3 separate regions of the Mus musculus genome follow, and regions 1 and 3 are each linked to region 2. Evidence: chromatin loops called from intact Hi-C (ENCODE). Cell type or tissue: left cerebral cortex. All regions are shown on one strand. Region 1 has its middle 73 kb from the start of Trpa1. Region 2 holds the start of Msc (musculin). Region 3 has its middle 56 kb from the start of Trpa1.

Evidence for each region. Hi-C counts contacts between places; a loop is a spot of excess contacts. Peaks named below come from ENCODE experiments on the same cell type or tissue, not always from the same donor. Only the 100,000 strongest peaks of a DNase experiment are listed, where the experiment ranks them.
Region 1: a loop joins it to region 2, with 2.3 times the contacts of the local background. A loop is called at or near these places in 3 of 42 quality-filtered maps.
Region 3: it touches region 2 in a loop (4-fold over the local background); 27 of 42 quality-filtered maps call a loop at or near these places.

What each region holds. Positions count from the first base shown.
Region 1 is chr1:14,841,869-14,849,868 of GRCm38, forward strand. No RefSeq gene overlaps it. Among named protein-coding and RNA genes, the nearest start is that of Trpa1, 73 kb to the right of the region's middle. In left cerebral cortex, no CTCF peak of the experiment used is centred here; no DNase peak of the experiment used is centred here.
Region 2 is chr1:14,752,454-14,760,453 of GRCm38, forward strand. Msc (musculin) reads right to left here and starts at 3,513. Exons shown (of 2, transcript NM_010827.2): 1 at 2,777-3,513; 2 at 893-1,872. The coding sequence starts at 3,295. The coding sequence ends at 1,786. It overlaps Gm9947 (a long non-coding RNA gene), which reads left to right and starts at 3,534. Exons shown (of 4, transcript XR_003947744.1): 1 at 3,534-3,784. In left cerebral cortex, no CTCF peak of the experiment used is centred here; DNase peaks (open chromatin) are centred at 3,024, 3,359, 3,851, 4,233 and 1 more place; H3K4me3 peaks cover 2,374 bases; H3K27ac peaks cover 1,225 bases.
Region 3 is chr1:14,859,112-14,867,111 of GRCm38, forward strand. It overlaps the pseudogene Rpl5-ps1. Among named protein-coding and RNA genes, the nearest start is that of Trpa1, 56 kb to the right of the region's middle. In left cerebral cortex, a CTCF peak has its summit at 3,451 (motif pointing left); no DNase peak of the experiment used is centred here.

The DNA of each region.
Region 1 (8,000 bases), 89 kb after region 2:
TCTTTCTCACCAATCAAAGAGCCTTCACGAGAGCTTATTATGTGTCTTGCTTCTTTGGGGTCTAAAAGTTGGTTTACAAATGGCTGTTCTTGTTTCAAAAGAACGGCCAGCTTACTGAGGACCATCTTTGAAGTGAGTGGAACCAGGCCACCCTTTTGTTTTTACCAGGGACCAAAAGTGCAGTCTTCCCAGTTTTAACATTATCTGCACTAATGCAGTGTGGAAAAGCAAACAGAGAATACTTTTGTTAAAATCAGATTAGACTAATTCTATATGAAGTGCTTTAATGAAAAATGTTCAATGGTTGAAATACTATAACTCTGGAGTTAAAGTACAGGTGCAAGATTGATATTCTACACTCCCTAGAGAGCAAACTGCTACGTACTGTGAAAAACCAATTACAGTTTATAGTTGTCTGGGTTGGCTAAATGTCTTTTTTCATGGGAAATTTTCGTTCTTATAAAATAATCATTTTGTATTCTATATGTTCTGAACAATGCGGGCATCCCAAGCTCTTAAGAAATGGATTTATTTTTACTAAGCATTCTTTGCTGTTTTTATGAGGTCATTGACATGACTTTTAAATGGGGCTCCAGGCCAACTCTGATTCTCACATCAGTTCATTAATTCACACAGCTGTCTCAGAACAGCACAAGAATAATATATACTGCAGACAGAGGGCCAGCAAGGGGGTGGGCTAGGCTAGGACTTTATGCTATATTTCAATCAGGAGCTCCTGCTGACATCATAAACTATGAGAAGACAGCTTAAGCTGTGTGGGGAACAGCACCCCCCATGGAAATATGGCTGGTTTAATTGATCCTTTTGAATTTCATCGTATACAGAGTGAGACACCAAATCATTTTTACTCTGAGGAAAGTCAGAACATTAAAGTCAGGCACTGCAGGAGTAGATTAGCGGGGAAACCCAGGAAGTACCTTCAGGACTGGAGACAGACTCAATTGTGTTGATATATGGGCAAGCACAGCAGAAAGGCCTGGGCTTGCCGCCTCACGGAGGAGGCTTCAGGTTTGTTTTATTGGCCACTTTGAATTCATCTCCTCCAGGAGGTGCTTCTCCAAGTGAAATGAGACACGGATAAGATGATTGCAGTGTGAGTGAGGATTGGGGAGAAGCAAGTTCTATGTTCTCAGTGTTAGAGGATACAGAGAGCAAAGGACCCTCTATGCCTCCATGTGACTTCCAGCAGCTTTCCCTTCTTGACCTGATAACAGAATTGCTAAAATCGACCTAAAGCCTTGTTCTGTATTGGATCTTTTGCTGCCAAACTGAACTTAGATAGAACCTACACAGACCTGAGACATCCAAGAAGGTCCATGTTCTCATTGCTTCCTCTGGAATGCATAGGATATTCTCCAAAAATATATTCATCACTTTCACATCGTTTAAATTCCAAATTGGTTTCGGCTTCCTTGGGAGCAGTGAACTAGCCCTCTCTGAGAATAATTTTAATTTTACAAATAAATCCAGCCATATCTTTGGACATGGGGCAAGTTTATAAAATGCGACATTTTAAGTGTGCTCTTCCGTGACTCTCTAAAGCTCACATTTGTGAGCAAGCTTGTGTGGAGATCTGGAGGTTCTTATCTCATCTGGACAGACAAGCATTTGCTTGTTTGTTTGTTTTTTACATGAAAAACTGGTGAATTCTTAGAGTATAGACTGACCAAGTGTAAGAAAGAGAAGAGATTGAAATTGACCAAGAAGGTCAGGAGTCTTCTTTAGGCTCTCCTGCCTCCTTACTGCCTGCCCATCTTCCCCATCACTGCCCCATGACAGTTCACACATACATATACTGTGACAGTTCTCTCTCTCTCAAATGCCAAGTCATGGAAATCAAGGGACTGTAGCCATCAACCTTCTGATCAGCTCTTTGTGGGTAGAGCTGGTTCTGTGCCTCATGCCCACGCCCCTTACAGTCTCCTACAACAAGGTAGGTGGTGTAAAGACAAAGGGTTATCTGGGTATGGTAGCACATAGTTTTCATTCCAGGCAGAGACAAGTGGATCTCTGAGTTCGAAGCCAGCCTGGACTATAAAGTGGTTGTACTGGCTAGTTTTGTGTCAACTTGAAACAGGCTGGAGTTATTGCAGAGAAAGGAGCTTCAGTTGGGGAAATGCCTCCATGAGATCCAGCCATAAGGCATTTTCTCAATTAGTGATCAAGGGGAAAGGCCCCTTGTGGGTGGGACCATCTCTGGGGTGGTAGTCTTGGTTCTATAAGAGAGCAGGCTGAGCAAGCCAGGCGAAGCAAGCCAGTAAGTAACATCCCTTCATGGCCTCTTCATCAGCTACTGCTTTCTGACCTCCTGAGTTCCAGTCCTGACTTCCTTGGTGATGAACAGCAATATGGATGTATAAGCTGAATAGACCCTTTCCTCCTCAACTTGCTTCTTGGTCATGATGTTTGTGCAGGAATAGAAACCCTGACTAAGACAATGGTTTACAGAACATCTAGGGCTACACAGAGAAGCTCTGATTCAGAACAACAACAACAAACAACACAAACCAACTAACACAAAACATACAAATAAAGCGTTCCCCAGGAGCTGATCTTTATCACAGAGAGCATTAGAAACCTTAAGGAGGCTCTCTGTCACTCACCTCCTTGGAAATCTTGCTAGCAGGTTGCAATTTGTTTGAAAGGATGTTTTGTTTGTGAACAGAAAGTATGAGAATTGTCGAATTGACTTATACTCAACATAGAGATGTTTCTTAATTAGCTTGGAAGCAGAAGATGAATAAATATAGCTCGTGTGAATGAGGAGGCCATCATTATTAAGCAAAATTAGGCAACTTTAATTAATAAGGAGTAACTAATAAATCTGACCAAGAGGAAGGAACATTGAGTAATAATAAGAATTTCAAATGTTTATTTAGCGAAAAGTACCCACAGAGATGATGAATGTGCGGAAATGATTCGGATGGTTTATTTTATTTCTTTGGAGTAGCTAGTTAGCATTTTCTATGGCCTGGGGAGGTAGATGGATTTAGATGAGGTTGTGGGGATGGTGCTTCCATGTTGAGGTTAGCTAGTGTCCATATCAGAGGATCAAGAAACAGTAGCATCTACCTGTTTTCTTTCCCCATCCTTTTCTTCGGTCTCTTTTTCTGCCTCCTTCTTTCTCTCTCTCATCCCTCATTTCTCTTCTTTACTTCCTCCATCTTTGTTTCCCTCTCTTCCTCTCCCATTCTCTGCTCCCTTCCAAGCCCTTCTGTTCTCTCCTTCCCATTCCCCTGTTTTCCTTGCCCTTCCAGCCTTGTAAAGACATCACAAAATGTCAGCCCTCTGGAAGCTGGGGAAGGATGCTCACCCACACTTAATCCACCAGCATCTTTAGCTTGGATTGTCCACTTTTGGAATTGTGAGAGACAAATGTAGCTAAGCTGCCTGATCTATGGAATCATATTACAGTAAACTGACAGCTAAAACCGTAGTTTATTTTATAGATTTGTTCCAGTGACTGACTCTCTTCTGTTACTGAACTTTCTTATAATGAGGATTTGTTTCCTTTATTTATAGATTGCAGCTATTTCAGTTCATTAATTGAGTAATTGTATCTGAATGTTCTCACACTTATTTTTCCAAATTGCTGTTTTTGGGAGGTTTTTTTTTTCCCTTAAATACTTGAGATCACAAATAATTCTGCTTTCAGATTTTTCTAAATTTTTGAACATTTGCACAAATGCAATAAGATATCTTGGAAATGGGACCAAGTCTAAAATAATTCACTCTTCTATCCCTTGAATTCTGTTGGTGATGCTTGCATCTATGACTCCTGATCTCTTTCCTATGTTTTCTATTTCCAGGGTTGTCTCCCTTTGTGGTTTCTTTATTGTTTCTATTTCCATTTTTAGTTCCTGGATAGTTTTATTCAATTCCTTTGCCTGTTTGTTTGTGTTTTCCTATAATTCTTTAAAGGATTTTTGTGTTTCCTCCTTAAGAGCTTGTAGCTGTTTATCTGTGTTCTGTATTTCTTTTAGAGACTTATTTATGTCCTTCTGAAAGTCCTCTATCATCATCATGAGATGTGATTTTAAATCAGAATCTTGATTTTCTGGTGTTGGAGTACCCAGAGTGTGGTGGGAGAACTGGGTTCTGATGATGCCAAGTAGCTTTGGTTTCTGTTGCCCTCGTCTGTAGCCATCTGGTTATCTCTGGTGTTAGCTATGGGAGGATATGTGATGTTGGTAGAACATATACATAGGACACAAAGGACAGTGACTCAGCATTTGCATAGGTAGCCTTGCAATGCATCAATGGTCTTGCACCTTCACTGATTGTCAATTCCTTGAGAGAGAAAGAACAGAGAACTTTTCCTAGTGTCCCAGCTAATCCTGGTCATTCCTGATGATTTATGTTGATGGCGAGAGGCCTAGGAGTTTCTGTTGGATCATGCCTCTGCTACTTATTCATGTTTATTATCCTGACTCTATTGAACTGGACTGCTGGTATCTTGACAAACGGAGATTAGAATAGCTCCAAAGATCTACATCCATACAGGCTCATACCCCTCCCCCATCCTATTTGCCATCTTTTCTCTCCTACCTTTTGGAAAATGAGCTAGAAGAGGCAGTTAACATTTGAGATCTCTTATTAAAGTAGGTTTTGTAAAATCTAAGCCTACACCTGAATGTAGGTCAGTAATAAACCATGCATTGCAATGAATGCAACAAATAGTAGAAGATATACATCAAATATAGAATTATACTTGGAGGACTATATATATTAAATTATCATTTTGCTATTTTGCTTTTAAATTTATTCCATTTATTGCATACGATTTATATCCAAGCTTTTTATTGTTCTTTTATGTGTATATGTTCATAATGTGTGTAGATGGGGCAGAGGACAATTCTGTGGAATAGATTTCTCCTTCTACCTTTACATGGGTTCTGGGACCAAACTAAGTTTATCAGGATTGTGTGGAAAGTGTATCTATCCACTGAGCAATCTTGCCATCCCTTAAACTATTTCCTTTTTTTTAAAGAATTCATCTTAGTTTTGCATCTTGAGGCATGAGCCACCATGAACCACCATAACTATCCTACATCACCAAGGTATGGCTGTCCTCAGATTGCCCATACATGCTTGATCCAATATGATTTCCAAAGACAAAAGAGAATAATGGGCTTTCCCCACCCTCATAGATGAAGCTCTGATGTCATGGAATACATTGGCTTTGAGGAGGTGGATTTTGATATTGAGTGTGTGTTTTCCCTTCAAAAACATCACATGGCACTTGTTCCTTGTGAGGCATGACCCAATCACTGCTAGGACAGTAGACCACTTGTCTTGCTCTTTTAAGAACCTAGTGCTTCTGTTTTAGCATTGCTGTATTAGTAACATCAATTTGATTAAACATTTCCACCAGGAATGCTACTGTGAGAGGAGATGTGACTAAGCTTTCCTTAATTTATTTTGAGTTTCACATGAGCAAATGTCATGTAACCCTCATAACAAAAAGCTCCATGCACTGTAGTATTATAATCCAGTTTCTAATTCTGGGGTGAAAAGATATTTTAGGTAGAAAAGAATCATAGGGAAAGGAATGGGACTTTGTGGGTGAAATTAGGGACAGATGAGTACTCAAGTGCCTCAGAGAAATGTATGTGCTGGGTGTAGTGATCATGGGTCTTCACCTTCCCTGCTCTTCCACCCTCTGACTACCCCACCTGTGAGGTCAGCTGCTCCAAAGAGCAATTCATAACACTACAGCTCATAATGTGCTTGCAGGTCCCAAATTGACATGAAACTAAATCAGTCTTGAGTGCTATGGGATAGCACAGTTACCTTTCTAGTGTACTGAGCCCTCTTGGACTCCTAATAAATCTTAGAAAGGCAACGATTAGCTTGCCTGCCAGTTTTCTCCGCTTACAGAAGGACCTTGAAATTGAAACAATGAAGTCCTCTTTAAGGCTGGATTTTATGCTAGGGAGAAAAAGACGCACACAGAAGCCAGATTCTTAAATTGCCTTTTCTAACCCTGGTGTAAGCACTCTGCAAGACAACATTAAATGGCTCCTCAACTTACTGCACATTCCAAGTTGCTGGGGCCACAGGTCATGAAAACATGCATGAAAGTTTTAGTGACTGTATCCACAAAGTTCTTTATTGTTTCTCAAGAGCAGAAGGTGAGCTTCAAATAAAATCTCGGCCACTTATAAACATGTATCCAGTATAAGCATGCATTGCTACAGTTTCCAGGGACACATGAGGCTCACTAGAGAAGGTTCCCATAACATGACTGAGAAAGAATCGGACACAGATGCCAACACTGAATTATAGCCAAAGATAATTCATGGCTCCCAGTATTTTAAAACATAAGTGTAAATTATAAGTCATATTTACTCAAAATCTTAGGGTATAAGGTCAATCGCTGAGTGACCTGCTACCATGTGTTGGGTTTACATAGATGTTACTACTTAATTTTCCAAAATTTATAATCCCTTCTTATGTTGTTTAACTTGCCTAGCCATGCTGCCTACTTTACCCAGTGTCTGTCAAATGTCAGTCCAGACTTTGATACATAGGAATGCTATAGACATTAAACTTCATTTAGTAGGGGCTGAGAATATAATTTTGGGGCAGAATATGTATTTAATGTATTTATAGAATATAAATCCCTGGGAGTTAATTCGTCTAAAAAAATAAATAAATAAAACAAGTAAAAACTTTAAGAGAATTATTGTAACCTGTAGGCCGAGAATCTGCACAGGTGAGTGCATGGACTGCGGAGGGTGACCGAGCTGACTGCAGAAGCAACACAGCTTCTGGGACAGACCCTGTTTTGGGCCTTCATCTTCAGCCAGGAGGCAGGTCTGAACACCAGACCTCTGTGCACCTTCCCCGCAAGAGAGCTTGCCTGCAGAGAGTACTCTGACCTCTGAGAATCAGGAGAGAGCTGGACTCCCAGGACTACTGAAAGAGGCTAACAGAATCACAGGAGGAACAAGATCCAGCCAGACACAACTATAACAACTAATGTCAGAGATTATCAGATGGCAAAAGGCAAACATAAGAAATTTACTAACAAAATCCAAGACCACTCACCATCATCAGAACCCAGCACTCCCACCTCAGCCAGTTCTGGATACCCCAACACACCCGAAAAGCAAGATTCAGATTTAAAATCATATCTCATGATGCTGGCAGAAGACTTTAAGAAGGGCATTAATAACTCACTTAAAAAATACAGTAGAACGCTGCCAAAGAGGTAGAAGTCTTTAAAGAGGAAACACAAAAATCCCTTAAAGAATTACAGGAAAACACAACCAAACAGGAGATGAATTGAACAAAACCATCCAAGACATAAAAAGGGAAGTAGACACAATAAAGAAAACCCAAAGTGAGACAACTCTGGAGATAGAAACCCTAGGAAAGAAATCAGGAACCATAGATGCAAGCATCAGCAACAGAATACAAGAGATGGAAGAGAGAATCTCAGGTGCAGAAGATTCCATAGAAAACATGGACACAACAATCAAAGAAAATGCAAAATGCAAAATGCAAAAAGATCCTACCTCAAAACATCCAGGAAATCCAGGACACAATGAGAAGAACAAACCTACAGATAATAGGTATAGATGAGAATGAAGATTTTTCAACTTAAAGGGCCAGCAAATATCTTCAACAAAATTATAGAAGAAAACATCCCAAACCTAAAGAAAGAGATGACCATGAACATATAAGAAGCCTACAGAACTCCAAATAGACTGGACCAGAAAAGAAATTCCTCCTGACACAAAATAATCAGAACAACAAATGCACTAAATAAAGATAGAATATTAAAAGCAGCAAGGGAAAAAGGTCAAGTAACATATAAAGCTAGGCCTATTAGAATTACACAAGACTTCTTACCAGAGACTATGAAAGCCAGAAGAGCCTGAACAGATGTTATACAGACTATGAAAGCCAGAAGAGCCTGAACAGATGTTATACAGACACTAAGAGAACACTATCAGGCTACGATACCCAGC
Region 2 (8,000 bases):
AAAAATGGGTTTTGTTTTCAGAGTGTCTGCTGACAAAGAATACAGACCTTGTAGCTCTTGGAAAAACAAAACAAAACAAAAAAAAAAAAAAAAAACAAAACAGGACATGATGCCAAAATTGTGGTGGTGGGATTGAACAGCAGTTTCGGGGCAGGGAGGGGCAGAGTACAATATAGATAGAATTCCTATAGCTTTATTCTACCGGCCAGATCTAAGAGCTGTGGACTCCAGAGTGTGGGGATGGAGGACTTACCCTTGTAAATAGTAGGGTATGGGTCAGGCTGGAGAAGGTATGTGTGTGTGTGTGTGTGTGTGTGTGTGTGTGTGTGTGTGTGTGTGTGAGAGAGAGAGAGAGAGAGAGAGTGAGAGAGAGAGAGAGAGAGAGAGAGAAAGAGAGAGAACGAAAGACAGAGAGAAACGAACACAGAAACACATAGAGGCAGAGTAATGAGGATTGAAAATTATTAATTAACTACTATATTTATTTTAGATGTGTTTGTATCCCACCCCCAACCCCTAGGCAACCCTAACCTCCAATTGTTTCACCTTTACCAGACTTCTAGTTCTTGCTTTCCAGGGGCGACTCTGGAAAGATCAGAAACACGGAGTATTTTGATTTGATATGGTGGCTCATTCTGGCAACCACGCTGGTAATCCCAGCACTAACGGGGCAGCATGAAGAGGATTGTGAATTCAGTGGCGGCTGCGCTTACATAGCGAGCTTCTCATATATGTCTGTATACGGAGTGGTGATGAGAAAGAGATATTGGAAATCTGACTAAACATTGCCATCCTTCCTACATAATGACAGCCAACTGAGAGAGGAAAGTCCTACATATTTATAGTTGATTTCCACACCTAACGGCCTTAGGAAGAACTTTTACAATGCATGTTTTGTCCATAAAAAATAAATTTATTTACATATGTTAGTTACCATGATAGTGCAGCATTGCCAGGACCACTAAGCACCATGTACTGGGTAGAAACCAGTATAATAGAGACCAGCCCTAGCCCCAGCCACCCACCACACACAGTCCTTGGACCAGGAAGAATAGTACATCCCTGAAAGACCAGGAACCCCACAGAAGGCTATGCTGTGGCAGGGTGAGACAATTAGAGGGGTGAAGCACATGTCCCCAAATAGGGGACAGTGTGGGTGGGAAGGAGCTGAGACCCCATAAACAAGCTGCACTCACTGAATGGAGACCCAACACTGATTAAACAGAGGAGGGAACTCAGGAAATGAACCCCAGTCTGCAGAGATTTCGAGCAAAACCAGCACCTGGAGTTAATGTCTCCACCTCAACATGTCCTGCCCAGGAAGAGTATGCCACTGTCTGTAGCAACACTGCCCTTAGTGACAGGCCCCCGAAGAGCTCTAATGCCGGCCTTCTTTCTAGTGCTGGGAAACAGCTCTCATCCACGGTCACAGAAGGACCTGGCTGTGCAGGACCTTGCCATCAACCACAAGGCAATCAAGATTAGCTTCAAAACCAACCCGTTTCTGCACTGGACTCAGATAGCAGGCAGGGGGTTGTGATCAGAGCTAAAGCCCTAGGTTTTTACCTGGTCCACGTATTCTTCCCCTGAAACTGGGCTTTCTTTGGTTACAGAAGTTTGCACTGATTTGGGGCACCCATGGCCACCTGCGCTCCAGGAGGGCAAACCACACTTGTCTCCTGTCTTGTTCACAGGCCCAGGGAAAGGAGAAGGTCCAGAATCCAGTGGGACTTCCTTGGCCCAGTCCTTTGCGTTTACCACAATCCATCTAACTGCCCTGTCCCTCTAAGCGGAAGTTCCACAAAGCCTGTTGGCTGCAGAAACGTCTTTGCTGTCAGAGTCTGGGCGTCCAGAGACCACGAATGGCCACGTCTGAAAAAATTGAAATGAGCATCAGTTACGGAGGAGAAACGATCACAAAATGAAACCACTTTCCCAAGGGAATCCCGGCGGTCCCTCGCTTTTATTAGCGTTCTGGAAATGTGTGTGTCTTGTCCTTTGATTAGATTTTTAATCCTACTGGTTACTGATTATTTGAGAGCGACAGCGTACCTTCATGCTTTCCTCATGGGTTGCCCACATGATTTTTCTGTGAAAAGGGCGAGAGTTTAGAATTCTGTGATTTAATGTCCCCCTCCCTCACACACACACACACACACACACACACACACACACACACACACACGCTGCATTCCTTTTTAAATAGGTTTGGATGAGATCTTTCCCAAGCTCATGGAGCTGGCAGGTTAGACAGGGACTTTCCGGACAGTCGCGTCCAGGAAAACTATGTTGCATTAGTGTTTTCTTTTGTTTAAACCACTCAAACGTTTATTTAAAAAAGTTAGGTTCTCCCAATCTCCCCCTTCCCCCTTTAAAGAAAGCAGCACTGGCGATTCAACCCTGCTAGGTTGTTGTCTGGAAAAAGTTGGGCAACTGAGTTTTTGTTTGTTTGGTTGGTTGGTTTGTTTTGTTTTTCCAACTTGGCCTAAAAACTTAGAAATACTCCCAAGTGGGAAGCCACACTTTATCCCAGAAGTAGGGTGTTAACAGATAGCAGTCGCCAGGCAAAGGACCAGGACATTTTCAGATGGCTGGATGATTTTCTCCCAGCAAATGGCTGGCTCCTCTTGCCTTGATTCGGAGGTCACTGAACCAGATTCCTTACCACTGGTTCCAGAAACCTCCCCTCTTGGCTCTTCGTCTGGGGCCGAGCCAGCCCTGGGCCCGGGTAGCGCTCTGGGCTGCTGTCCCCCGGCCTCGAGCGCAGCATCCCTACCAGGTTCACAGGGTGCACATAGCTGTCCTCGTAGCGGTCCTCCTGCAGCAGCTGGCGCAGGTGCGCGATGTAGCTGGAAGCCAGGCGCAGCGTGTCCAGTTTGGAAAGCTTGGTGTCGGGCGGCACCCAGGGCAGGCTGGTCTTCAGTCTGGAGAAGGCTTTGCTCAGCACGCGCATCCGGGCGCGTTCGCGGGCGTTGGCCGCATTCCGCTGCGACTGCTTGCACTCTGCGGCCGAGCCCTTAGGCGGGAGCGGCTTCTTCCCCGCACCGCCTGCGCGGCCACCTGCGCCGCCAGCGTCAGCCCCACGGAGCCGCTTCCTCTTGCATCCTCCCGCGGCTCCCAGGGAGCCGGGCTCCTCTTCACCGTCCTCCTCTTCCGCAGAAGAAATGTCGCTGGGCGAGCCGTAACCGCGCTCCATGCGGAGCAGGGGCGGCCTCTTGGAGGCCGGGGCCGGGTAGACCCTCTGCAGCCCCCTCATCTCCGAGTCTTCGGGGTCACTCACCGAGCCGGTGGACATCGCCTATTCCCCGGCGCCCACGCGCGCGCGCCTTTCTCCTCCCCGGCCAGTCTCGCTTTCTCTGGCTTCTTCTCTCTGACAGAGGATGGGGTGTGGGAGAGCCCAGGGGAGGACCAGAGACCAGGGCTTGCCTCCGCACTGAGGCTCCCCTGTGAGCTGGGCGCCTGGAGTGGGCGCGATCTGCTGCTGACCCTGTAGCCCAGGGCTCTGCTGAACTTGACTCCGGATCCAAAAGTACAGCCGCGAGCTGAGCCTTTTGACAGGACTATTTATCTGTACTCTTAGGGAAAAGCCACCCCCCTCCCCCTCGGCAAAGTAGAGGGGGCTTGAAAGGGGGACAAGAGGTGGGGCAGGGGCGTGGAAGGGGTGGGGATCGTTTTTTCCCCCCTGAACCCTGCGGTTAGCGGGGCGGGGGCAAGGAATGTTTGCGCGCAAAGCAAAGACTTAGGCCTCTACGCCCACGACTGACCCTCAGAGTATCTGTGCGAGGTAAGTGAGATTTGGGAACAAAAAGAAAAGACCTTGTTCCTACTCATTCCATTTTCACCTGCAGCTGGTCTTAGTGGGAACTGAAGAATCTGAGCATGCCCAGTGCGGCTTGTCTCCCAGTGTGTTCCTGGGGACCTGTCATTCAAGTTCATTACTCAAGATGTGTGTTTGCTTATCCAAGGCTTCATAGAACGAGTACAGAGAAAGAGCAAAAACTAAGGAGCAGCTCCAATGACCCATCTCTTGACCCCCATCCCCCCTCCGCCCCCGCTTTTATAGTTCACATGGCAGCGCTTTTTTTCTACTTTGTCTTGTTTCATCTTCAAGCAATTTCTGAAACTTACATGTTATGATGTCCATCTTGCAAAATCACTGGGAGAGCAAATAAGTGGGATCAGGAATCTGTGTGTTTGTAGCATTTCAGTAGCCACAAGCCTCCTAACCTACACATCAAGAGATGTTATTTTCCACTGTTGTAAGATTTCCTCCGCGTGATTAAGGTTTGGACTCAGACCCAACGCTTTGAGAGCAAGTTCTTGGATGCAGAATAGTATGTCAGCACAGTTGCCTTGCCAAAATTAAAGAGAAAGGAAAGGGGAAAAGCAAAGCAAAGAAAGACCAATAACAACCAAAACCCAAAGGACTACCAAGCAGCCCCTAGAATTGTGCTGCATTTCAAGTCACAACAAAACACCTTGCCTTCCCCAACCCCAGAGCAGACAAAACAAGGTGGAAGGCAGGCCAAGTGTGCTCAAGCTGAGGGGCTTTGTTAACAAACAGACAGGTGTCAGCCGGGACTCCCGCTGTGCTCCAGACGGAGGAATTGGTGCCCTTAAAGGGTTGGGGTTTGACTGCCTTGGCTGAGCAGAAGGAAGCTGAGTTTCTTTTCTGTTCCACTCTGTTGTCTTCTTGTACTTCTCCTCTCACAGGTTCCAGATGAGAGTGGGTCAAGCAGATACGCGGATGCAGAAGCTGCCTAGCAAATTCTAGTCTTTACAGCAGAACAAATAGCTGAGCCCTGAGCCTGAAGTATCATAGCAGGTGGCTGGCAGGGGTTGATTCGGCCCTTCAGGCTTCCCTCCACCTTGTCTCAAGGCGATACCTCCCACTTAGGGGTATTGTGTACAACCACCCCTACTTGCTACCGTTCCTGAAGTTTTCTTGTACCTTTTGTCTTTGGTTGGGGGTAGGGTAAGAGAGGTTCTCATCGTGAGACAATTTGAGTAAAAAAGTCCTTTGCTCTCAGATTTTCTGGGTTGGGGAAACGCAGCTGTATTTGGCAGAGAGTTGGGTTTTGTTTTGTTTTTGTTTTGTTTTGTTTTTTTTGTTTTGTTTTGTTTTTGGATTGCTTAAACTTGACTGTAGGCAAGCCTGGCCAGGCAAAAGGGGGCGGGGTGGAGATGGGGGTGCAGGCAGAAAGATGGAAGGCAGAGGTGTTACATATAGATGACTTGAAGCTATCACTATAAATACATACTCTCACACATTAGGGGCAGGCATATAGGTTTTAAAAATCTGGGTTGTTTATACAGGTGCAGAACAAAGCTTTTCCTTAGGAAAGATTAATGGTGGGGGTATGCGGCATTTCTCTAAACAGTTCCCCAAACTGCCCAACCTCAGCGCTGAGGATTAAGGCTGCTTTCTCCTCCTTGTATCCTCCGGAGAACCCTCCTTCTCCTCTCCTCCCAGGCTTCCCTTCTGTCCTGTCCCTTCACTGCGACTGACTACCGACTGACTACCCAGCTCTTGGGAAAGAAACCTCTCTGCACACCTTTACGAATCCTACTCTCCTTTCTCTTTCATTTTTGTGAGCATTTTATTTCTAGTCTGGCTGTGACTTTGTCCTTTTGCCTTCTTCTGGCCTCAGATGTGAGAGGGAGATGAGTGGACCACCTCTGCGTTCCATAGTAGTGAGCAGCTGCAGCTTGGGCTGTGTTGCAGTATCCAGCATTTGTTCCTCTTCACACATTGGCAGTGCTTGACTTTCCTTCTCCTCGAAGCATCCTGAAAGCCCAGAGAGCACAGCACAGCGCAGCTTTCTTGAGTGCCTATATTTTCCCACTGTTTTGATGTAACCGCATATTGTAGGTGAACGGTAATGTCTTTATTTTTCCATTAATAAAGCACTCTGAAGTCAATTCTCCTTGCCTATAATTTAAAAATTATAGACTTGTAAAAGCCACATACTATGGTCTATCACTTATAGTCAGTCTTGATGTTTTCAACCATATTTCTTTTAACTGTGCAGTGGTGAGGGCAATTGATACTAAATTATAAAATAACATTAATATGTTTTATTATATTTCCTCATTCTTGTTTTCTTGCTGCCTACTTTTGGTAATTTCCTTTCACTTATTAATGTTTTTCAGTCAAAGTCTTGCTATATATCCCTGGTTGACTTAGTGCCTTTTACATATTCCAGGCTGGATACAGGTAGGACAGTCTTTCTGTCTCACCATCCCAAGTGTGAGGGTTGCCAGGACACATCACTATACTCAGCTATTGAAAAATATACATACACATATATGCATATATATATATATGTATATATACATATATATAATTTTGAAATAGAAACTATTTATTTATAACATGTATGTGTGAGAGGAGAGAGAGAGAGAGAGAGAGAGAGAGAGAGAGAGAGAGAGAGAGAATATTATGCGTATGTAATTCTGGACCTAGAACCTAGGCCTTGCATGTATCAGACAAATGCTTTAGCACTGAACTATGCCCCCAGCCCTTGTTAACTTTTTGTGATGAGAAAGGAAGCTTGGGAGCAGCTGCCTGTGTAAGAATTGTCGCAGAAGGTCACGTAGTGCTAACTTCTATTATTCCTCTAGAACCTTGTCTATTTAGAAGGAAATGCTTGCGGCCCCCCCCACCCCCCCCCCCCCAGGATCAGGGCTTGCTCTGGGCTCTAACTAGCACTAAGATGTTTAAGGTTTACTATCCCATCCCAAAACAGTTTCCACCTCTCCCATAAGGGCTCTCACTGATAGAAAGGCACATGGGACTTCATTGGAAACTTTCTCCCCACTCCAGCCCCTCCCCCCACTACAAAACAGAAGCACTTCTTCAATTCTTACTTACTTTCCAAACTGGACATAAAGGGGGGGGGTGAATAAGTCCCTCAATGACTTGATGTCATGATTAAAAAATATTGGAGTGTACAGGAGGGCAACTTTGTGGGGTAGAGTACCAAGAAGCCCTTATGTTACAGAATATTTAAAATGCAGAGCTTTTAAGGGAGCTGTAGCTGGGGTGACATGTACAGAAAACACAGACACAGTCATTGTCACCTCCCATCCTGCTCTGCAGCAAGTCCTTGGTATAAACCACTGGAGATGGGTGGGGATGGGTGGGGATGGGTGGGACTCCTCTATTCTCTGTGGCCAAATGAAAACCATACAGTATGCAGTTGCAGACTAAACTCTTATGGGGAATGTATCTAGGTGGGCGGTCCTCTTCCTATATGAGTCTTAGAGATGCTTCTGTCCATAGCCTCTTTCTATCCTGTTCTGTCCCATTGGATGGAAGAATTTCACATACATTTCGACGACTGTACCTTGATCTAGAAAAAAATGAAAATTTAAGAGCATTCGCGGGCTACGTAAAAGACACCGCACTGGTTACTACTGAGTGTTTGCAGAGTAGCTTCAAGTAGTCCAGGTCCGTGTCCAATACATTGAATATTGAAGATGTAAATGAATGAAAAAATGGAAAATGCTTCATCAACATACCAAGCATGGTACACGATTGGAAGTAAAATACAATCAGCAAATGTCACCCTTTTAATTATAAGGTTGTTGTTGAAAACTTAAGAATTATTTGAATTTTTGATAAAACTTATATTTCTTCTGTATGACTAAGGTTGGGATTCACTATGCAGCCAGGAGCTGAGCCTCCAGCTTGCTGTGGCAAGGCATTTGTCAAGCTGACTCCTGGCTCCTGGAAGGGCACATTCTGAAGGAAACACCTGAGAGGCAGTGCACAGTAGAAAGAAGTAACATTGGTCTCACTTTTCTTGCATCTCAGCACCTGCACCTAACCATAAGTAACTCTGCAGCTCCAAGGGCAAGCAAACACTTCTGGTAGGGAATTACAGAGAAGCATAGAAACACACCGCGTGCACGCGCGCGCGCGCGCACACACACACACACACACACAAACACACCACACCATGCTTCACACACACACATGCACATACCACATACTA
Region 3 (8,000 bases), 110 kb after region 2:
ACAGTTTCTATTTCTGTGATTCAGTTATCACCCTTGCATGGTATCACATACTCCCATCAGTCCCAAAGGCTGTCTCTCTCTTCTCCAGTTGTGTCAGCTTTGGAGCTATTGGCATCATTGCTGAGCCACAAATACAGATGGATGTTTAGCACCAGGCTTCTTAGATACAAGTAGAATTTCCTCAACCCCTTTGTTACAATCCACTTTTAACTCTTGACTGAGAAAGTGCTGCTTTTTCCAAGTGGATCAAGGAGCTCCACATAAAACCAGATACACCGAATCTAATAGAAGAGAAAGTGGAGAAAAGCCGCGAACACATGGGCACAGGGGAAATTTTCCTGAGCAATGGCTTATGCTCTAAGATCAAGAATCGACAGATGGAACTTCATAAAATTGCAAAACTTCTGTAAGGCAAAGGACACTGTCAATAAGAGAAAACAGCAACCAATAGATTGGGAAAAGATCTTTACCAATCCTACATCAGATAGAGGGCTAAAATCCAATATATACAAAGAACTCAAGAAGTTAGACTACCAAATAACCCTATTAAAAATGGGGAACAGAGCTAAACAGAGAATTCTCAACTGAGGAAACTCAAATGGCCAGAAAGCACCTAAAGAAATGATCAACATCCTTAGTCACCAGGGAAATACAAATCAAGACGAACCTGAGATTCCACCTCACACCAGCCACAACTGCGAAGTTCAAAAATTCAGGTGACAGCAGATCCTGCCAAGGATGTGGAGAAAGAGGAACACTCCTCCATTGCTGGTGGGATTGCAAGTTGGTACAACCACTTTGGAAACCAGTGATTCCTCAGAAAATTGGACCAGCTATACCACTCCTGGACATATACCCAGAAGATGCTCCAGCAAGTAATAAGGACACATGTTCATAGCAGCCATATTTATACTGGCCAGAAGCTGGAAAGAACCCAGATGCCCCTCAACAGAGAAATGGATACAGAAAATGAGGTACATTGACACAATGGAGTACTATTCAACTAATACAAACAATGAATTCATGAAATTCGCAGGCAAATTGAAAATATCATCCTGAGTGAGATAACCAAGTCACAAAAGAACACACATGGTATGCACTCACTGATAAGTAAATATTAGCCCCAAATCTGGGAATACCCAAGATACAATCCACAGACCATATGAAGCTCAAGAAGAAGGAAGACCAAAGTGTGGATGCTTCAGTGCTTCTTAGAAGGTGGGACAAAATACTCACAGGAAGAAATATGGAGACAAAGTATGCAGCAGAAACTGAGGAAAAGGCCATCCAGAGACTGCCCCACCTGGGAATCCATCTCATAAACAGTCTCCAAACCCAGATGCTATTGCAGATGCTGAAATGCTTGCTGACAGGAGCCTGATATGGCTTTCTCCTGAGAGGCTCTGCCAGGGCCTGAAAAATACAGAGGCAGATGCTCACACCCAACCATTGGACTGAGCATGGGGTCCCTGATGGAGGAGTTGGAGAAGGGACTGAAGAAGTTAAGGGAGTTTGCAACCCCGTCCAGGTAACAACAGTGTCAACTGGCCAGACTCCTCAGAACTCCAGGGGACTGGATCACCAACCAAAGAGACCACATAGAGGGACCCACGGCTCAGGCCGAATATGTGGCAAAGGATGGCCTTGTTGGAGATCAGTGGGAGGAGCAGTCCTTGGGCCTGAGGGGGTTTGATGCCCCAGTGTAAGGGATTGCCAAGGCGGGAAGGTGGGAGTGAGTGGGTGGGTAGGGGAGAACCCTCATAGAGGCAGGGGAGGGGGATGGGATAGGGTGCTTCTGGATGGGAGACCTGGAAATGGGATAACATTTGAAATGTAAATAAAGAAAATGCTGCTTTCAAATAGACTTCTGAAGTCCTAAAGGGCAGAGTATAGAGCAGGCAGTATAATCACAGGTGGAACCAAGGACATATATTCTATGGGCCACACATGGATGTTACAGAAAAGAGTCAGACACTTCCATCCTGCAAAGTTCCCTCCCAAGAAGACTGCTATCAAGTCTTGCAACAGCCAACACAAACATCAGCTTGGATATAGAATGTTGAATTTAAAAACTGGTCAGCAGCAGAGATGGTCCATACTAGGGAACCTCCTCTTCTTCCTCCTCCTCCTTCTCCTCCTTTTCCTCCTCCTTCTCTTCCTCTAGGATCTCTAGCTCAGACTATCTATTTAACTATCTAATTCTCCTGTCTCCACCTCTTAGATAGGAGGATTACAGTGTTGGTATTTGAACCGAGGCCCTCACACATGCTAGACAACCCTATCAACTCAGCCATTCCAAGCCCCTGTGTGTTGTTTCTTTTGATTCCTGTGTGCTATATTCCATCTTGATGAGACAAATGACTGCTCACTCTTCTCTCTGGATTTTTTAGGCACAACATTTTTACATTGCTGCTTTCAAGTCTTTCAAAAGCCATTTATACACAGACCTATATATATATATTACAGAGCACAGGAAGATAACCTAAGTTTGGAGAGTTCTATATAGAAGATGTCATTTAGAAATGGGAGGAAATATGAATGTTTATATAGAGAAGGAGGAATGAAATAATTCTACCAGACAGTGTCTTCTTTAAAAAAGAGGACAGGAAGTAGAGGGGAGTAGGAAAAATTGGTGTATTTCAGAGGACTTGGCGGCAGGGTGGTGGAAGGGACAGAGATGATCAAAATATGCTGTACAAAATTCTCAATATATATATATATATATATATATATATATATATATATATATATATATATGCTATGAAGGCCAATTTGGAGCTTCCTGAGATTTTGTGTATGAAACTGACTACAGATCTTTGTTAGTTGCTTCTCTGTTGCTTGAGATAAAAGCTTATCTTGGCGAATAGCTTCAGAGACTCCAGTCCATGACCAGCTGGCCCTGTTGCTTCAGGGCTGCAAGAGAAGGAACGGAACCCCTGAAGAGTGCTTGGCAGAGGAGCCCTTGCTTCCTGGTGGTCAAAACAAAGAGGAGTAAGAGGAGGGAGCCCAGGGCCTAGGATCCCCATAAGAGCAACTTCCTCCCACTAGACCTTTCCTTGGGTAGGTGAGGTTATTCCTGAAGGAGCCACAGGATAGAATCCAATTTGACCATTGGTGACACTCAGAATTTAAACTGCAAAATAGACACTTGATAGGAAAATGCTAAAAACTGTCTTAAGTTGGGTGAAAGAAATAATATAGATATCATTATCTTAGTCATATTTGAGGTTCTATGAGACAGTGGATCTGAGACAACTGTCATGACTCAGTCTAAGACATCAGCTAAATCAACACACACACACACACACACAAAACCCAGCAAAAATGGATTGGTGACTTTTCTTCTGTATCTAGAATAATAATATTCCATATGCATCTGTGATAAGGTTAAAAATGCCATCCAGCGCTCATATCCAAATAATTATTATCAACACTGCCACCTAGTGGTAACCAAATGGAGTTTTCTAAATTATTTCATCTTTCAACTCATTTTCCAGACCCGCACATCTGGATTAAAATGGAACCTATGACCCACCTTTCTGAAATGTTGAGTGGTATATCATGAAGTTTGCACTCTTGAAGTACATGATTTATACTAAATCAGGCACAATGTGTAGCTCAGGCCCTTCAGTTATTCTCCTTTTGTGTTCTCTGGCTGTTGTCACCAGTACCAGCCTGGTTCATGACCTTTGCCTTCAGATACCACAGTCTCATAAGACTGAGTGCATGAGCTGCCGATCAATATGTTTATAATTCACAAACAAATTAAAGAAATAATTAAGAAAATACTGCTTCTGAAACTCAAGAAGAACGAAGATCAAAGTGTGGACACTTTGCCCCTTCTTAGAATTGGGAACAAAACACCCATGGAAGGAGTTACAGAGACAAAGTTTGGAGCTGTGACGAAAGGATGGACCATCTAGAGACTGCCATATCCAGGGATCCATCCCATAATCAGCTTCCAAACGCTGACACCATTGCACACACTAGCAAGATTTTGCTGAAAGGACCCAGATATAGCTGTCTCTTGTGAGACTATGCCGGGGCCTAGCCAACACAGAAGTGGATGCTCACAGTCAGCTATTGAATGGATCACAGGGCCCCCAATGGAGGAGCTAGAGAAAGTACCCAAGGAGCTAAAGGGATCTGCAACCCTATAGGTGGAACAACATTATGAACTAACCAGTACCCCGGAGCTCTTGATTCTAGCTGCATATGTATCAAAAGATGACCTAGTCGGCCATCACTGGAAAGAGAGGCCCATTGGATTTGCAAACTTTATATGCCCAGTACAGGGGAACGCCAGGGCCAAAAAGTGGGAGTGGGTGGGTAGGGGAGTGGGGGCGGGGAGGGTATAGGGGACTTTTGGGATAGCATTGGAAATGTAAATGAGGAAAATACCTAATAAAAAATATATATATAAAGAAAATACTGCTTCACTTTTTTGTAACTGAAAATTAAACATTTGCTTAAATAAGATTCCAAACTGAGAACAATTTTGTAATATATTAAAAATGTTTGACCTTCTTTCAGAGAGGTAAATGGCTCAGTAGGTAGAGTACTCGCTGTGAAAGTACAGGAACCTGAGTTCAGTTGTTCAGAGCCCACATGAGCCTACAACAGAATGCACATGTAATTCCAGCATCCAGCATGCCTACAGCAAGATGGGAGGCAGAGGTGGAAATGTCTCTACAAGCTGCTGGCCAGTGAGCCTGGGATACACTATGTACCAGAACAACAAGGGATCCTGTCTCAAACAAGACTGACACCTGAGGCTTTCCTCTGGTTTCCACATGCCCCATGGTGCTATAACACACACACACAGAGGCAGAGAGAGAGAGAGACAGAGACAGAGACAGAGACAGAGACAGACACAGAGAGAGACACACACACAGAGACACAGACTGAGACAGAGAGACAGAGACTGAGACTGAGACAGAGACAAACAGAAAGGCATATTCTGAAGGAGCTTAGAAAGCTTACTTAATTCTATTTTTATATCTGCCTAAATGGTACTGAACTATTCATCTCAAGTCATTAAGAAATGAACTATATTTCAAACTTTTCTATTACTGAGTTCCTCATATTCTATTACAGTTATATTGGTGAACATACTAGACATAAACATCAATAGAATACTATGTTGAAAGTTTCCAGAAATGAACAAAAGAAAATAATTTTCTCATAACAATTAATATAAGTAATCTGCATTGATATCGTTTCTGATCTTCTGATTCTCTCACTCTCTCTCTATATATATATGCATATATATGCACACACACACACACATTTTGAGAACTGCATGATAACCCCACAGAAGTGAAACTAAGGTAGGAGACATTCAATCATCCAATACCTTGTTGGAGAAAAGAGAGTTGTACTTGTTACCATACTTCTGGATCTTTGCAGGGCTGAAGATTGAATCCTCTTCTATTTTTTGGATACAAAAGGAGAAAAAAAATCCAACACTTGGTAGAAAGACCTTTTCTGTTGTTAACAGATTTATTCGATCAGGAAAATCTCTTGTTCTGTTCAATTAACCTCCTCAGACTTCCTCGATGTTTTAGCTCCTTAGAAATCAGTCTTACTCTTCCTAAAGACAACATTTGCATTTATTTTGATATGAGTGTTTTCTCCCTCTAAAACGCATGTTGAAATTTAGTTTTCTTTGTAATATCACTAAGAGGTAGAATATTAAGGAGAAGATTAAACCATGGGTGCTCAGCCCTTCCGAGAGGGATCATTGATGCTGTAAAAAGATGTTCTCGGCACCTTCCTGTCCTCTTGCTCACCTTCCACCCTCTCACTGTGCCATGATGTAATAAGCAGAACCTTCTTAAGTCTTGGAATCTTGGCAATGAACTTGTAATTAGAACCCCAGGAACGGCTTTTTTCCCCCGTAGCACGGCCGACTCTGCAGGTCTGCGTGGAGCCGCGGTTGCGGGTCTCTATTCCGCAGGATGGGGTTTGTGAAAGTTATCAAGAATAAGGCCTACTTTAAAAGATACCAAGTGAGATTTCAAAGGCGGCGAGAGGGTAAAACTGACTACTATGCTCGAAAACGATTGGTGATCCAGGACAAGAATAAGTACAACACACCCAAATATAGGATGATAGTTCGTGTAACTAACAGAGATATCATCTGCCAGATTGCATATGCCCGTATAGAAGGGGATATGATCGTCTGTGCAGCATATGCACATGAACTTCCAAAATATGGTGTGAAAGTTGGCCTGACAAATTATGCTGCAGCCTATTGCACTGGCCTGCTGCTGGCCCGCAGGCTTCTGAATAGGTTTGGCATGGACAAGATCTATGAAGGCCAAGTGGAGGTGAATGGAGGTGAATACAATGTGGAAAGCATTGACGGTCAGCCTGGTGCCTTCACTTGCTATCTGGATGCAGGTCTTGCCCGAACTACAACTGGCAATAAAGTTTTTGGGGCCCTGAAGGGAGCTGTGGATGGAGGCTTGTCTATCCCTCATAGTACTAAACGATTCCCTGGTTATGACTCTGAAAGCAAGGTGTTCAATGCAGAGGTACATCGGAAGCACATCATGGGTCAAAATGTGGCAGACTACATGTGCTACCTAATGGAGGAAGATGAAGATGCGTATAAGAAACAGTTCTCTCAGTACATCAAGAACAATGTAACTCCAGACAAGATGGAGGAGATGTATAAGAAAGCTCATGCTGCTATCCGAGAGAATCCAGTCTATGAGAAGAAGCCCAAGAGAGAAGTGAAGAAGAAAAGGTGGAATCGTCCCAAAATGTCTCTTGCCCAGAAGAAAGACCGGGTTGCTCAAAAGAAGGCAAGCTTCCTCAGAGCTCAGGAAAGGGCTGCTGAAAGCTAAAGCAGTTTTCTATGAAGATTTTTTCATAAAGACAATAAACATATTGATCAAGCAGCAAAAAAAAAAAAAAAAAAAAAAAAAAGAACCCCAGGAACATATACTCGGAAGTGTTCTATCTGTGGTGTTATCACAGCAGCGCACAATAGAGACAGGCATTGTCCAATATTTTCTTCCTAGATTAGGGTTCTTCCGGAAAACATAACCAAGAGCAATGCAGAGATCCATAGAACAAATCACAGCATAGCGTGAGGTATTAGCTCATGTGATTGCAGAGACTAAAACCTCAGATCTGCTGTTCATAGAGTCCTGACAGAACTAGGAAAGTGGTTCCCCTCCAGACCAAAGGACTGAGAACAAGGAAGGATGCTTGTAAGTATGCTGTGGTTTGAGTCTGAAGCCCTACGTACAGGGGGCCAATGTTTCAGGACAGGAAATGGATGTTCTTGCTCAAGTGGAGAGCCAACTCACTCTGCACCACCCTTGTGCTCTAGCCAGGTCTTTGATAGACTAGGTAACAGATGCCCAATCACCATGAGCAGGTGATCTTTACTAGTCCACTGATTGAAAGGTGGACGTGCTCAGGAAACAGCTCTATGGAGTTTTGTCTGTGGTGCTGGGACTGGAATTTACATGTGAAGCAAGTGTTCTACTTCTGAGGTATAACCATACTTTGCCATCCCTTTTATGTTTTATGAGTCCTTTGTTGAGTCAGCATGTAGTGTCTGTGAACCTTGAGGCTGTAATGAAAAGAAACAGAAATGGAAGTAGGGGAAGGTGGGTGTGGGGAGTATAGGGGGATGAAGCAGTCTAGGGGATTCAGTGACCTCAGGGGGCAGAGTAGTGAAGGCAGTGAAAAGGAGGCAGCTTTAGGGAGACAGCTCATTTTAATAGAGGAAACAAAGGCCATTTAAACATTTCATGGGTGAATAAAGGCATTGGTGACAGCCAGAGTGCTGTGGATGCCTCATTAAAGTAAGGAGGAATTCTAGGTGCTGATGGAATGACCTCATAAGGGAAGAAGAAGTTTAGCCTGGATAAACTTGACTTCTTCCAGGCTACATGTGCCCTACAGGGACAGGCAGACCCAGGGCAGAGGGAATTGATCTATTCCTGATGATCTAAGGATCAGGGTTTGGATATGCCCTG